Linked DNA regions of Homo sapiens: regions 1, 3 and 4 are each linked to region 2. The links are chromatin contacts, found by Hi-C or POLR2A ChIA-PET in ENCODE. All regions are on one chromosome and are shown on one strand. The core of a region is the stretch at or near the end of the contact, and the rest is flanking DNA. Distances in the headings are between cores, read along the strand shown. Region 1 holds the start of IL10RB (interleukin 10 receptor subunit beta). Region 2 holds the start of MIS18A-AS1 (MIS18A antisense RNA 1). Region 3 holds the start of TIAM1-AS1 (TIAM1 antisense RNA 1). Region 4 has its middle 49 kb from the start of TIAM1-AS1.

Region 1 (2,841 bases), core at 208-2,707, 990 kb before region 2:
CGAAACCTGGCCAGGCATGGTGGCTCGCGCCTGTAATCCCAGCTCTTTGGGAGGCTGAGGAAGGTGAATCACCTGAGGTCAGGAGTTCGAGACCAGCCTGGCCAACATGGCGAAACCCCATCTCCAATAAAAATACAAAAATTAGCCAGGCGTAGTGGCACACACCTGTAATTCCAGCTACTCGGGAGGCTGAGGGAGGAAAATCGCTTGAACCCGGGAGGCGGAGGTGGCAGTGAGGCAAGATCAAGCCACTGCACTCCAGCCTGGGCCACAGCAACAGAGCAAAACCCTGTCTCAAAAAAAAACAAAAAAACAAAAAAACAAACAAACAAAAAAAAAAACGGAAGAAGAAAGAAAGAAAAGAAAATTTGAAACCTACATGCAAGTAGAAAAGTAGAAGACTATAATAAACCACCACCCATCACCCAACTGGTACCAAGAGAGATATAAATGTGCGAGTCATGGGCCTATAGCCCGTGTTTAATGCCAGGGTTTGGCTGAAATCCCCCAAAGGAACAGTGCCAGGGAAGGAGAGAAAAGGCCTTGGGCATCACAATTAGCTACATAGAAACCTGACAGAGCAGGAGGGTCCCAAGCAGAGACAGCCTGACAGGGCGGGAAACCGGAGGGGTATCCCGGAAGGCCAGGGAAGAGTTCATGAGAAAGGAAGGAGGTGACCATGGTGTTATTGGAACCTAGGCAGTCAATTTAGAGGACAGAAAAGGTTTCAATGGATTTAGGTTTAGAAGCCATGGAGCTGGGGCGCTGGGGGACAGAATCCAGATTTCAGGGTGCTCGGGCCTGAACCGGAAGGAGGGGAGGTGCAGCGGGTGATGGGAGGCACATCTGTAGGGAGGGCTGGCACTGAGGGGGCAGACTTGGGGTCAGGGAGGGCTGTCAGGGCACTCGGGGACTGGTGGGGGCCTCCACTTGAACTGATAGTCTCCAGAAGGGTCAGATGACAGCCACGGTGGGATCTTGGGTCTTTTGGGGAAGCTACTTTATTTAGACGCCCGCCAGCAGAGAGCTGCAGGAGGACAGGGAATCAAAAGACGCCGGGAGTCTCCCCCTGAGTTTAGGGCCCAGACGGTCTGTAATCCGGGCGCGGATGGGGCTTTCTCCTGTTACAGAATCGACGGCAGCAGCAGCCTAGTTGCGTCTCAGCAGCCGGCCGTGGCGTTTGCATCTTCTCTCCCGAGGCCCCGAAGGCTCTTAAGTCACTTGCAGGGCGCCCAGGGATGGGATCAGGGGCGGCATCTCGCGGGGCCTCCCGGTTCCCAAGCGCGCCCCCTCCCCGCGGACCCCTCACCTGACACCAGCAGGCAGCCACCCAGCCAGCTCCCAAGGCTCCACGCCATGGACGGACGCTGGGGGTTCCGCGGCTTCCTCCAAGCACACGACCCCCGCCCGCGCCCGGGAGAGCTTGTCCGCGGCGGCTTCCGGGAACCAGCGGAGATGGGCGGGGCGGGGTGGGGAGGGGCCGGGCGACCGGGCTCCCACCCCGCTGCAGGCCCCGCCCACCAGCCCGGGTCCACCCGCGAGGCGCGGGGCACAGGCTTGGCAGATGCACACGAGGAAGAGGAAGGGATCCTCGCAAGCTTTGAAAGGCGCCGTCAAGTCAAATAAATAAATGCCCTACAACACCAACCCAGGACTGAGATCTGCATGCTGGAATGACGGTGGTGGTGGTGGCTTTCAGTATTCCCCAGGTTTTGTCCGGAGCACCGGCACGCCCTCTCTTGAAGTCCGCTCTCCGCACAGGTGAGTTAAAAGCACTTCAGCAGCAAATCCAGTTTGAGGGTCTTCTTTACCCTTCTCCCCAGGGATAAACAACACAAAACCAAGTCATCTTTACGCAAATAACTAGTTTCTTTCAGAGACTACTAAGAAAGCGTTAATTTCCTCTTTTTAACTTGATTAGTGGTTAGACGGGAAGATCCGGAGCTGTCCAGTGTCTTGGGTAATGCACGGCATCGCCTGATGTCTGACGCTAGAACACCACGTAAAGTCAAGCAGAGGGAAGTGAATGCGCCCTAGGCCCCTGCAGGCCACCAAGAAGAGCTAGAGGGAGTTGGTGCAATCCTAGAGATGCCGGCAGGTGCACCAATCTGTGGCACACGTACGCTCTCCAATGGAAGACAACTCAAGACCACACCAAGTTTGTATTAAAAAAGTACTGTTGTGTTACTTTTTACCAACCTCCAATCATTATACAAAATGTTAAAAAATACACAAACACACACACACACTCACAGCCATAGAGGTTATCGCAAAAGATCAACCCAGAATCTTTCAGAATATGACAGATGCACTGAGAAGGCAGATAAATTGATTCAATATACAAAAGGCCTCTTTCCTATGGAATTTCATTAGATTAAATAAGGTGTTCCCTCCTCACAGCCTCATCCTTATGAGCAATCATATAAATAATCTATTTAAAGTCCTTGAACTATAACTTGTATAATTTTTAGTTTTCCCCCTTTGAAGGGGCCTAAGAGAAAGGTTTGAGAAACCAGCTCTTGAGGGGGGCAGGGGTGAGGGGTAAGAGGTCCTGTGCCTTTCATTCATCCTGGGAGCTTCTCAGGATTGCAGCATTTCCACCTGAGTGTTCATTCTTGTACATTTTCTCATCTTTCTCCTGGGTTCCTAGGATCTTGGAGATTACCTAGTCCAATCCTTTTACTTCAGAAACAAAAAACCTGAGGCTCAGAAAGGCTAAGTCAAATGCCTAGGGTCACACAGGGAAACTGTGGGAGTTGGATCCCTGAGTCCCAGTCCTTAAACTGGTTGCTACATGACATTCTAGAACCTCTCCCCACCAACTCCCTTTTTAAAGACAGG
Region 2 (2,824 bases), core at 9-2,508:
TAAATTATCTAAAGCATTTTCTTCCAGTAAGAAGGTGATTAACATGAGCATGGTGTGCCAGGGTTTACAAAGTATTTTCATGAATATTAGAAAACTCGATCCTCATGAACAACTTGGTGTAGTACTGAAGAAACAGACTCCATTTACTCCATGAAGAATTAGACTCAGGGAAGGCAAACAGCCTTTTCCACAGTTCCCTACACTGTTACTACCTTGTGGAGGGAGGGGTAAGTTAACCAGGACCACTGACTCCAAAGCTTTTGCTTTTTGCTAGTGGCTGTAAGCACTAAAATTGGAAGTACATTTACATAAATAGTTTATGCAACCAAGCAAAATAGGCAGTGACTTGGGGGACACCCAGAGCGTAGTAGGAACAGAGTAGGTCCTTGCAGGTAGCTTTCTTCCCAGGTATACCACCAGACTGTCTGTGGTGCAGCTGGCTGGTTCCCCGCCAGCTTTCCCTCCTGACCTACGGTGTTTTAGGCAGAGGCTGGCTTTCTGGGGCAGCTGAGGAAATCTGTCCTTATCATCAACAAGGGATGCTTCTTCCTTGCAAGGACGAATTGTTCCTTGATCCAAGCAGCAGGGACACTTCCAGGCTTTCCAGGGGCACTGCTGCTTCCTCAACTTTTTCCTTGCAGTGACAGCCTGAGTGATCCGGGGCCCTTCCCAGGGTCTCATTCCAGGGATAGCAGTGCGCAAAAGGACCCTGTGATGAGGGACTCCTCTATCCCCTTCCTTCTCCACTTCATGGAAAGGAGGTCCCCAGGAGCCGACAAAATAGAGCAGTGGTCATCAAAAGTGGAGCTGCTTATATACAACTATAATTAGTCCACTTACAAAAAAGAAGAAAAAGGGTGGTGGTCTGGCACAGTGGCTTACGCTTGCGATCCTGGCATTTTGGGAGGCCGAGTAGGGAAGATCGCTTAAGGCTAGGAGTTCGAGACCGGCAACATAGAAAAACTCCCCCCCCCACCCCCCAAAAAAGGTTGGGCTGCCAATACTGACAGCGTGGGCACGCCTAGGAGCTTGTTAGAAATGCAGATTCTCGGGCTAACCTGCTACCTGCTGAACCAGAGTCTGCGAAGATGGAACCTGGCGATCTGCTTAAGAAGCTCGCCAGGCGGTTCTTAGACACTCAAGCTTGCAACCCGTAACTTTCTCAGTGACGCTGCCCCTCCCACGGAAAGGGGTGAATAATCCTTAGGAAGACAAGCAAACAGGTCTGCATCATCAATTTCTTCAGGCTGGAAAACCTGACGCAGGCGCAGTGACTATCACGCTTGGCCAAGGCCGCACGGCGCGCATGCGCACTAGAGGCCGCCCGCCGTCCCGCCCCCTTCAGGCTTTTGCCCCTTCTCGGCCTCCGCCACCGCTCCCCGCCCCGCGCATGAGCAGCGGCGGTTTTTTTTCCCATGGCGCTCTGGGGCGCGGGCGATTTGTAGGTAATGGCAGGCGTTCGGTCACTGAGGTGTAGCAGAGGATGCGCTGGCGGCTGTGAGTGCGGCGACAAGGGCAAATGCAGCGACTCCTCGCTGTTGGGCAAGAGACTCTCCGAAGACTCGAGCCGCCACCAGCTGTTGCAGAAGTGGGCGAGCATGTGGAGCTCCATGAGCGAAGACGCGTCGGTGGCCGACATGGAGAGGGCGCAGCTGGAGGAGGAGGCGGCGGCTGCGGAGGAGAGGCCGCTGGTGTTCCTGTGCTCCGGCTGCCGGCGGCCGCTGGGCGACTCGCTGAGCTGGGTGGCCAGCCAGGAGGACACCAACTGCATCCTGCTTCGCTGTCAGTTGGGTCGAGCCGGGCAGGGGGGGCGTGGGGTCGCCTTCTTCCAGGGGTGCCGCGCGTGGGCGGCCCGGGAGGAGGCGGGGGCTCCTTGGGGCTGCCCAGGGACTTTAAGAGCAAAAAGTCTGAGAGTGTGAGCTGTGGCAGGAAAAGGGGAGGAGGGTCACCCCTCCACTTTGGCTCTCGGGCGGTGGGTTCTTTTCTGGGGTCCCCGATCCCAGAAGAGCAGTGGTTGAATCAGCATCATCGTGAGCATTACTCAGAAACAAAGGGCGACAAAGAATAACACTTTTAAAGACCCTAAAAAAAGAGAAACAAATGGTCAACTAGACTGTAAGCACTTGAGGTGCAGCCAGTACTATTACTCCCCATAGAAATTAGCAGGCTGTTGGTGTATCAGCGGATGCCTCTACAGCCTCCAGTGATAGAGCCGCAGAGTTGACGGAACACAGTGCTATAGGGAAGAAAGGGAAGGAAACTTGCAATAAAAGCACCAACAACCCCATGAAAACTGGCGAGGAAGGAGGATGTAGCAAAAGAGTTCAGAAGAAGGCAGGAATTAGTTTCTAATCCTGGTTCTAGCAGTTACCTCTTACCTCTGTTGTTCCACTGTTCCCTCATTTTGATGTTTTTGCAGTATTTAGGGATAAAGTGGTTCACATATTTTTTATGAATTGGTGTAAGAATGGCTGTTGTTTTTGGATTGTGATTTTTCAAGATGAAGTTTTTTCTGTCTTTGAATGCCGTAAATGTTCCGATGGCAGTAATTCACCACCGGCTTATCGACGTTTCTGGAACGTTTTCCTTGGTGTAATACTGGGAATAAAGGAGCACACCAGTGTCCAGTAGTTAACTGAAAGTTGAGATTAACTCTTTGCACCTATCAAAATCAAACCAGGCCGAGCGCGGTGCCTCAGGCCTGTAATCCCAGCACTTTGGGAGGCCGAAGTGGGCGGATCACGAGATCCGGAGATTGAGACCATCCTTGCCAACATGGTGAATGAAACCCCATCTCTACTAAAAATACAAAAATTCCAGATCA
Region 3 (2,833 bases), core at 123-2,622, 720 kb after region 2:
GCCTACTGCATGGATGCCTTGGCGGCCAAGCTGGGATCTGAAGAAGGGTAGGAATTAGTGAAGTGAAGGGAGGGGCTGGGGGTTGACGTGTTCTGGGGAAAGAAAAGAGACCCAGAGTTGGGAGCGCAAAATGAGATTTTTCTGCTTAGAAGGATCATTCTGCAAAGTGGAGAACAGATTTCAGGGGGCAAGGCCTGGGACAGAAGGACGATGGGAGCCCTTTACTGAGGTCCAGGTGAGACAGGATGGGAGGAATGGGTTTGGGAGGTTAACAAAAATGGATGGGAGAGGGTTAAGAAGAAGGAGGAATCAGGGATGACTTTCAATTTTCCGGTTTAGGTTTATCTTCCACAGCGTGGGCAATTCTTTTTGTTTTCAACAAGATCACCCCGGGAGCGCAGACCTTCCCAGCTCCCGGGGCGAACACGTGTGTATGGAATCAAGGTGTAAGGAACATACATCCCAGCCTTTGTTGTAAATGGGGAAGTCTAGAGCTCTTCAGGAGAGGAGGAAGCTCCGGCCTCGTGTAGGGAAAGGTTTCGCTCGAGGCTGTACCGCCAGCGTCTCCGTTTCCGCGTTCTCCACAACCTTGCGAGAGGTAAACTGCAACTGTAGTTTCCGGATTTTACAGAGGAGCCCAGGAGGTCTGCGTGAACCCTGCCCGAGTCACTTACTCTGCCCAGCAGGTAAGCGTAAGGCCCAAACCCCACGCTGTTATTCCAAGTTCGCTTGCTGGGCACGGTAAGTGAACCCTGGGAGTCCTGGACTCTGGTGAAGGCCACCATGCCCTACCTGGAGGCTGCTCAGGGTCTAACATCCTCTAGCATCCACGGGAAGGGATTGCGTTAGGATTTTTTTCTCTCGTAAAAAAGTTCCTGTCTCCCCCTAGAGCCAGGCACACGCCTCCCGCGCCAGACCACTTGTCCCAGGCACAACATTTTTTGACTCTTCGCCTCCCCCGTTTCGATCCCCCTTCCTCTCCGCCTTAGGTGGCAGGAAAATCCTTTACCTCCGACCAATCCCACCGATGCCGAGCCGCGCGCGCGCGCCAACTAGAGCTCCGTCTGTGCACGCCATTGGCCACCTCCACCTATGCGAGATGACAGGCAGCTTCGCGGACCTATCGCCGAGGGAGGCAGAGGCCTCCGGCCCTCCCAAAGCTGCTTTGTTAGGGGCTCCCTGGTCGTCCCCCGGCCCGCCGCGCCTCCGCTGCCTGCGGGCGATCTCCCCGGGCCGCGCTGACGGAGCCTCGCAGGAAGGCATCTCTGGAGCGCGCGCCGCCCGCGCCCCTCCAGCCGCGCGCTCCGAGCCTGGCTGCGGCGCGGATACCCGGCGTGCGCCCATAGTCGCTCTACAGCCCAACTCCGAACGCCCCGCTCCTGCATCCACCGCCTCGGATTGGCTGGCCGGAGGCGGAGCGATTGTCAGGCGGCCCAATCGGAGCTCGGTTTCCCACGGGCTCCCGCGGCCCGGCCCCCGAGGCCGCAGGCGGAGGGGCCCTGACAGCTCCGATTGGCAGACCACGAGCGGGTTCGAGCGCGGCCGGCAGAGCAGCGCCGCCGCCGTCGGGCGCGCAGCTCTGCAGCTCCGCGGACGCCTTGGCGCCCGCAGCCCCAGGGGCACGGCTGCCCCGCATCGTGCCCGGCCCCGTCGCGGAGATCCCGGACGACCGTCGCGGGTGAGTACCGCGGGCCTGGGGTGCGCGGGCGTCCGGCCGGAGCCGCCCCGGGAGACGGCGGCGAGGATGCCCGGAGCCTCGGTGCCCGTGCCGGGCACGTTCTGACCCCCGTCTCCCGCACACTGGGGCTCCCGGCGGGTCCTAGCTCCCCCCGATCGGGCTTTCCACGTATTGTTTTCGTGTTCACACACTTGGGAGGTGGGGAGATGCGGGGAGGAGAGGCAGGAGGAGGCATCCCTCGCGCGAAGGAGGGAGACGAGACCGTGCAGCCCAGGTGCCTTCGCTGGATGGAAATGACAGCGTCCGGACGTCGGCATTCGGTCCTCTCGGCAGCAGGAGGTCAGCGCTGACCTGCGGCGGCCGCGGCACTTTGTATTTTATCGGCTGATTTTTGTCAACTTCGGGGAGGGCGTGCTTGTGCATCCTTGTGTCTATGTTTGCGTCTCGGTCCCTGACTTAGGCACCTCCGGGCCTGGCTTTTCGGCGACGCGTCCTGGGCGCTCACCTTGGCGATCCGTGCCGCCCTCGGGGCCGGGCTCACCGGGCGGAAAGCCCGGGGGCCGGCGCACGGAGCTGGGGACCCGCGACGAACCCCCGGAGGGGGGCATTAAAAGCGGAATCCTGCGGGTGCGCAGACAATGCCTCATCCGGGCGGTCGGGTCCCGGGGACTGTGCCCTGGGTCCCCGCGCCCTATCCCGTCCCCGCCTCGCCCTCTCACCAGCTCTGCCGCTGCGATGCTGCTGCGCCGCGCCCCTCGCCACCCGGCTGGGGACCCGCGTGGGGCCCGCTTTTGTTTACAGACCTCGCCATTGGGCGAGAGCAGCGCGCCGTGCGCCCCCCAGCCCCGGCGGCTGCCGCTTGCCCCCTCGAAACCTGGAGAAGTTGTTGCGCGCTGTCAGGTGACGCCCCCTCCCCCCGGCCGCGGGGCGGGATGCTGCAGGGGAAAGATGCCGTCTCGGCGCCTTCGCGCCCAGCCCCCGCCGCGCACGGCGCCTCTAGGTCCCCTGCACCCGGGGGCGCCCGTGTCCCAGCCTGGGGTCCAGGCTGGCGGCCCTCGGGGCGCCGACTCGGCCACACTCACCCGGTTCCAGTCGTCGCGTCTCCTGGTCTTGCCCCCGGGTCAGCCCTGGTTGACTCGGAGCCTGCCTTTTCCC
Region 4 (2,903 bases), core at 309-2,808, 770 kb after region 2:
AGGCTGTATTGCAAGTCAATTATTGAATTTTATTAGAAGGAAATAGTGTTGACGGAGGCTTTCTATGTATGGCTAAGCGGCCTCAAGAGGTCTGAACCTTTAGTGCCCAGCCAACTGCTCACCCTGGTTTCCTAGGGCTGAGTGTCCTAGGGTTGCCCTAACAAAGTGCCACCAACAGGGTGACTTAGAACAACACAAGTTTATTCTCTCGTTGTTCTGCAGGGCACAAGCCCAGACTCAGGGTGCCCGCGGCATTGGTTCCTCCTGTGATGCTGTGTAGAATCCTTCTTTGCCTTTTCCTAACTTATGGTGCTTCCCAGCAACCTATGGCATTCTTTGACTTGTCTCTCTTCTGTTGCCACATGGCGTTGTCCTATGTGTCTCTGCTTTCAAATGGTTACCTTCACTGTGTGTATCTTTGTGTCTTTTTTCTTCTTGCAAAGACACCAGTCATAGGAACTCAGGGACCACCCTACTCCAATATGTCCTCATCTTAATGAATTACATCTGCAAGACATGATCATAAAAAGTAAACAGTTTTTTTTGTTTTTTTTTTTTTGAGATGGAGTTTCACTCTTGTAGCCCAGGCTGGAGTGTAGTGGCATGATCTCAACTCACTGCAACCTCCGCCTCCTGGGTTCAAGCAATTCTCCCGTCTCAGCCTCCTGAGTAGCTGGGATTACAGGTGCTTGTCACCACGCCCGGCTAATTTTTTGTATTTTTAGTAGAGACGAGGTTTCATCTTGTTGGCCAGACTGGTCTCAAACTCCTGACCTCAGGCAATCCATCCGCCTTGGCCTCCCAAAGTGCTGGGATTACAGGTGTGAGCCCAACAGTTTTCAAATGAGGTCTGTTATGGGCTGAAATGTGTTCCCCCAAAACTTCCTATGTTGAAACTTCATATGTTGAATCCCGAACCCTCATTACGCCAGAATGTGATTGTATTTGGAGACAGGACTTCTAAAGAGATGATGAAGTGCAAATGAGGTCCTTAGGGTGGGCTCTAATCCATCTGACCGTTGTCCTTATGAGTAGAGGAAATTTGGTCATAGAGGCACCAGGGATGTGCACGCACAGAGGAGAGGCTGTGTGAGGACACAGCGAGAAAGAAGGCAGCCATCTGCCAGCCGAGGAGAGGCCTCAGGAGAAACCACCCTGCTGGCCCTTTGGTCGCGGACTCCAGTCTCCAGAACTGTAAGATAATAAGTTGCTGTTGTTCAAACCACCTAGACTCTGGTATTTTGTTATGGCAAGCCTAGCAAACTGATGCAGTTACATTTACGGGTACCCCGGGTTAGGACTTCAGCATATCTTTTTGGGGGATGCACTTCAGAACCATAGCACCAGGCTTTGCTGTCAGGAGGTCCTTTGATGGCTGTGCCTCATAAAAGATGCTAGTTCTGGTCTGGGGTTGTGATTTTCATGTCTTTTCTGCCTGGGCACTAGTACCTCTGCCTGAGATAGATAAACACACTCTCGTGGTGGGGAGGGGCCCAGCGGTAATTGGCTGACTCATCCCTGAAGTTCTGCGGCTCTCCAGGCACGTGGAATTTACTGGTAGAAAGAACTGTCCTTCCAGGTAGGGGGCGCCCCTGAGAGAGAAACATGCAGCCCCGTCTTTGTTGCAAGGGAAGGGCCTCTGACTTTTATCCCTTTTAGAGATGATCTCTGTCTGACAGTGTAGACAAAGCACAGGGCATTGGAACTGTCTTAACTCCCTGCCTCTCTCTCCTCTCTGTGGGTCCTTGATGCCTGCAGGGGACTGAGAGAGGCGTGCCTCGGGAAGGAGATGAGGCATGAGACATGCTATGAAACGGCTGGTTATTTTTACTTCCTGCCTGGGTGTGGGTGTTTGTGTTGACAGTGGCGGAGGAGGTGCAGTGATGAGTGCTGGAACAGTTGGGTGCCCGAGGAGCGGGTGGGAAGTGGCGCCTGTGCCAGGCAGGTGACTTGGTGCTCACATGGCCCTTGAGTGGGTCCTGGGGGCTTTGCAGGACTCCAGGAGAGCTGGGTTTGCACCTCTGCCGGGGGATGTCTGCTTCCTTTTTCCATGTCATATTCAGGAGGCTTCCCCATGCCATGCCTGATCCATCCAACAGGGTGAGACACTCCCAGCTGTAGTAGTGGTTCCCTAAATGGGTGAGTCTCCCTGGGGTGACCTCCCAGTCTCAGCAGGTAGGGTTTGTCGGGTAGTCCTGAAGAACCGTTGTGCAGGGTGCCCTCCATACCCCATAATCTCCACCACGGAGGCACGCAGATACTCCAAATGTATTCAAACATAGATCTCATGGAAAATCAGTGGCCTGCTCTATGACCCAGCTTTAAGACTCATTCCCTCCAGGGGGTCTCACCTCTTGCTGGCTTCTCTAGACATGGGGGTGGAGGCATTTTTGTTCATGACAAGGCATGGGGGAGGGGCAGGTGAGTTCGTAGCACAGCCCAGTTTGCTAAATGTCCTGCAGCAAGTCATATCTTAATACCAATAGTGTGCGCATAGGTCTCCCATGGGGGTGATCAGGAACTGCCCTGTGGGCTAGCTTGAAAAAGACTCCGTGGGAACCTTAGGACCACTTCAACGCTAGGATCTCGGATATAGTCTAAGGGCACACTCACCCTACAGAGTCAGAAGCTGAGACCCAGGTCCACAGGCCAGGATCGAAAGTTGGTTAGAAATTTCAAGATGAGTCTGGGCGCGGTGGTTTATGCCTGTAATCCTAGCACTTTGGGAAGCAGAGGCGGGCAGATCACCTGAGGTCAGGAGTTTGAGACCAGCCTGGCAACATGGAGAAACCCCATCTCTACTGAAAATACAAAATTAGCTGGGTGTGGTGGTGGCTTATGCCTGTAATCCCAGCTACTTAGGAGGCTGAGGCAGGAGAATCGCTTGAACCCGGGAGGCGGAG

What was found. A loop is a pair of places that touch in the nucleus more often than their neighbours do. ChIA-PET counts read pairs that join two places held with the same protein, here RNA polymerase II (POLR2A). Pooled maps may share reads with other maps.
Region 1: a pooled map shows a loop between it and region 2 (5-fold over the local background). The contact joins the promoter of IL10RB here to the promoter of MIS18A-AS1 in region 2. A Hi-C loop is called at or near these places in 5 of 50 pooled maps. POLR2A ChIA-PET finds 5 or more read pairs at or near these places in 2 of 52 experiments (K562 and activated CD4-positive, alpha-beta T cell).
Region 3: a loop to region 2 is called in a map of naive thymus-derived CD4-positive, alpha-beta T cell, with 20 times the contacts of the local background. The contact joins the promoter of TIAM1-AS1 here to the promoter of MIS18A-AS1 in region 2. A Hi-C loop is called at or near these places in 1 of 168 maps with a recorded cell type or tissue (naive thymus-derived CD4-positive, alpha-beta T cell), 1 of 37 single-sample maps with no recorded cell type and 10 of 50 pooled maps. POLR2A ChIA-PET finds 5 or more read pairs at or near these places in 1 of 52 experiments (OCI-LY7).
Region 4: a map with no recorded cell type shows a loop between it and region 2 (4-fold over the local background). The contact joins the enhancer-like site here to the promoter of MIS18A-AS1 in region 2. A Hi-C loop is called at or near these places in 1 of 37 single-sample maps with no recorded cell type and 1 of 50 pooled maps. POLR2A ChIA-PET finds 5 or more read pairs at or near these places in 2 of 52 experiments (HEK293T and OCI-LY7).

Annotation. Positions count from the first base shown.
Region 1 is chr21:33,264,983-33,267,823 of GRCh38, reverse strand. It overlaps IL10RB (interleukin 10 receptor subunit beta), which reads right to left and starts at 1,457. Exons shown (of 7, transcript NM_000628.5): 1 at 1,310-1,457. The coding sequence starts at 1,358. The region is part of intron 7 of IFNAR2-IL10RB (IFNAR2-IL10RB readthrough); the gene reads right to left. IFNAR2 (interferon alpha and beta receptor subunit 2) reads right to left here. Exons shown (of 9, transcript NM_001289125.3): 9 at 2,160-2,841. It overlaps IL10RB-DT (IL10RB divergent transcript), which reads left to right and starts at 1,564. Exons shown (of 2, transcript NR_038974.1): 1 at 1,564-1,761; 2 at 1,922-2,192. RefSeq lists a silencer at 1,202-1,611 and enhancers at 1,782-1,851, 1,882-1,941.
Region 2 is chr21:32,277,639-32,280,462 of GRCh38, reverse strand. It overlaps MIS18A-AS1 (MIS18A antisense RNA 1), which reads right to left and starts at 1,258. Exons shown (of 1, transcript NR_046576.1): 1 at 1-1,258. It overlaps MIS18A (MIS18 kinetochore protein A), which reads left to right and starts at 1,414. Exons shown (of 5, transcript NM_018944.3): 1 at 1,414-1,782. The coding sequence starts at 1,449. RefSeq lists enhancers at 1,001-1,220, 1,164-1,663, 1,664-2,165.
Region 3 is chr21:31,557,772-31,560,604 of GRCh38, reverse strand. It overlaps TIAM1-AS1 (TIAM1 antisense RNA 1), which reads right to left and starts at 1,372. Exons shown (of 2, transcript NR_171013.1): 1 at 1,010-1,372; 2 at 118-588. It also overlaps a transcript of TIAM1 not described here. RefSeq lists a silencer at 1,024-1,653 and enhancers at 933-1,745, 2,559-2,833.
Region 4 is chr21:31,508,471-31,511,373 of GRCh38, reverse strand. It overlaps a transcript of TIAM1 not described here. Among named protein-coding and RNA genes, the nearest start is that of TIAM1-AS1, 49 kb to the left of the region's middle. RefSeq lists a silencer at 1,514-1,573. Within about 2 kb of position 1,558, at least 3 of the 41 ENCODE cell types and tissues checked have a DNase peak (open chromatin) inside an H3K27ac peak, as active enhancers do.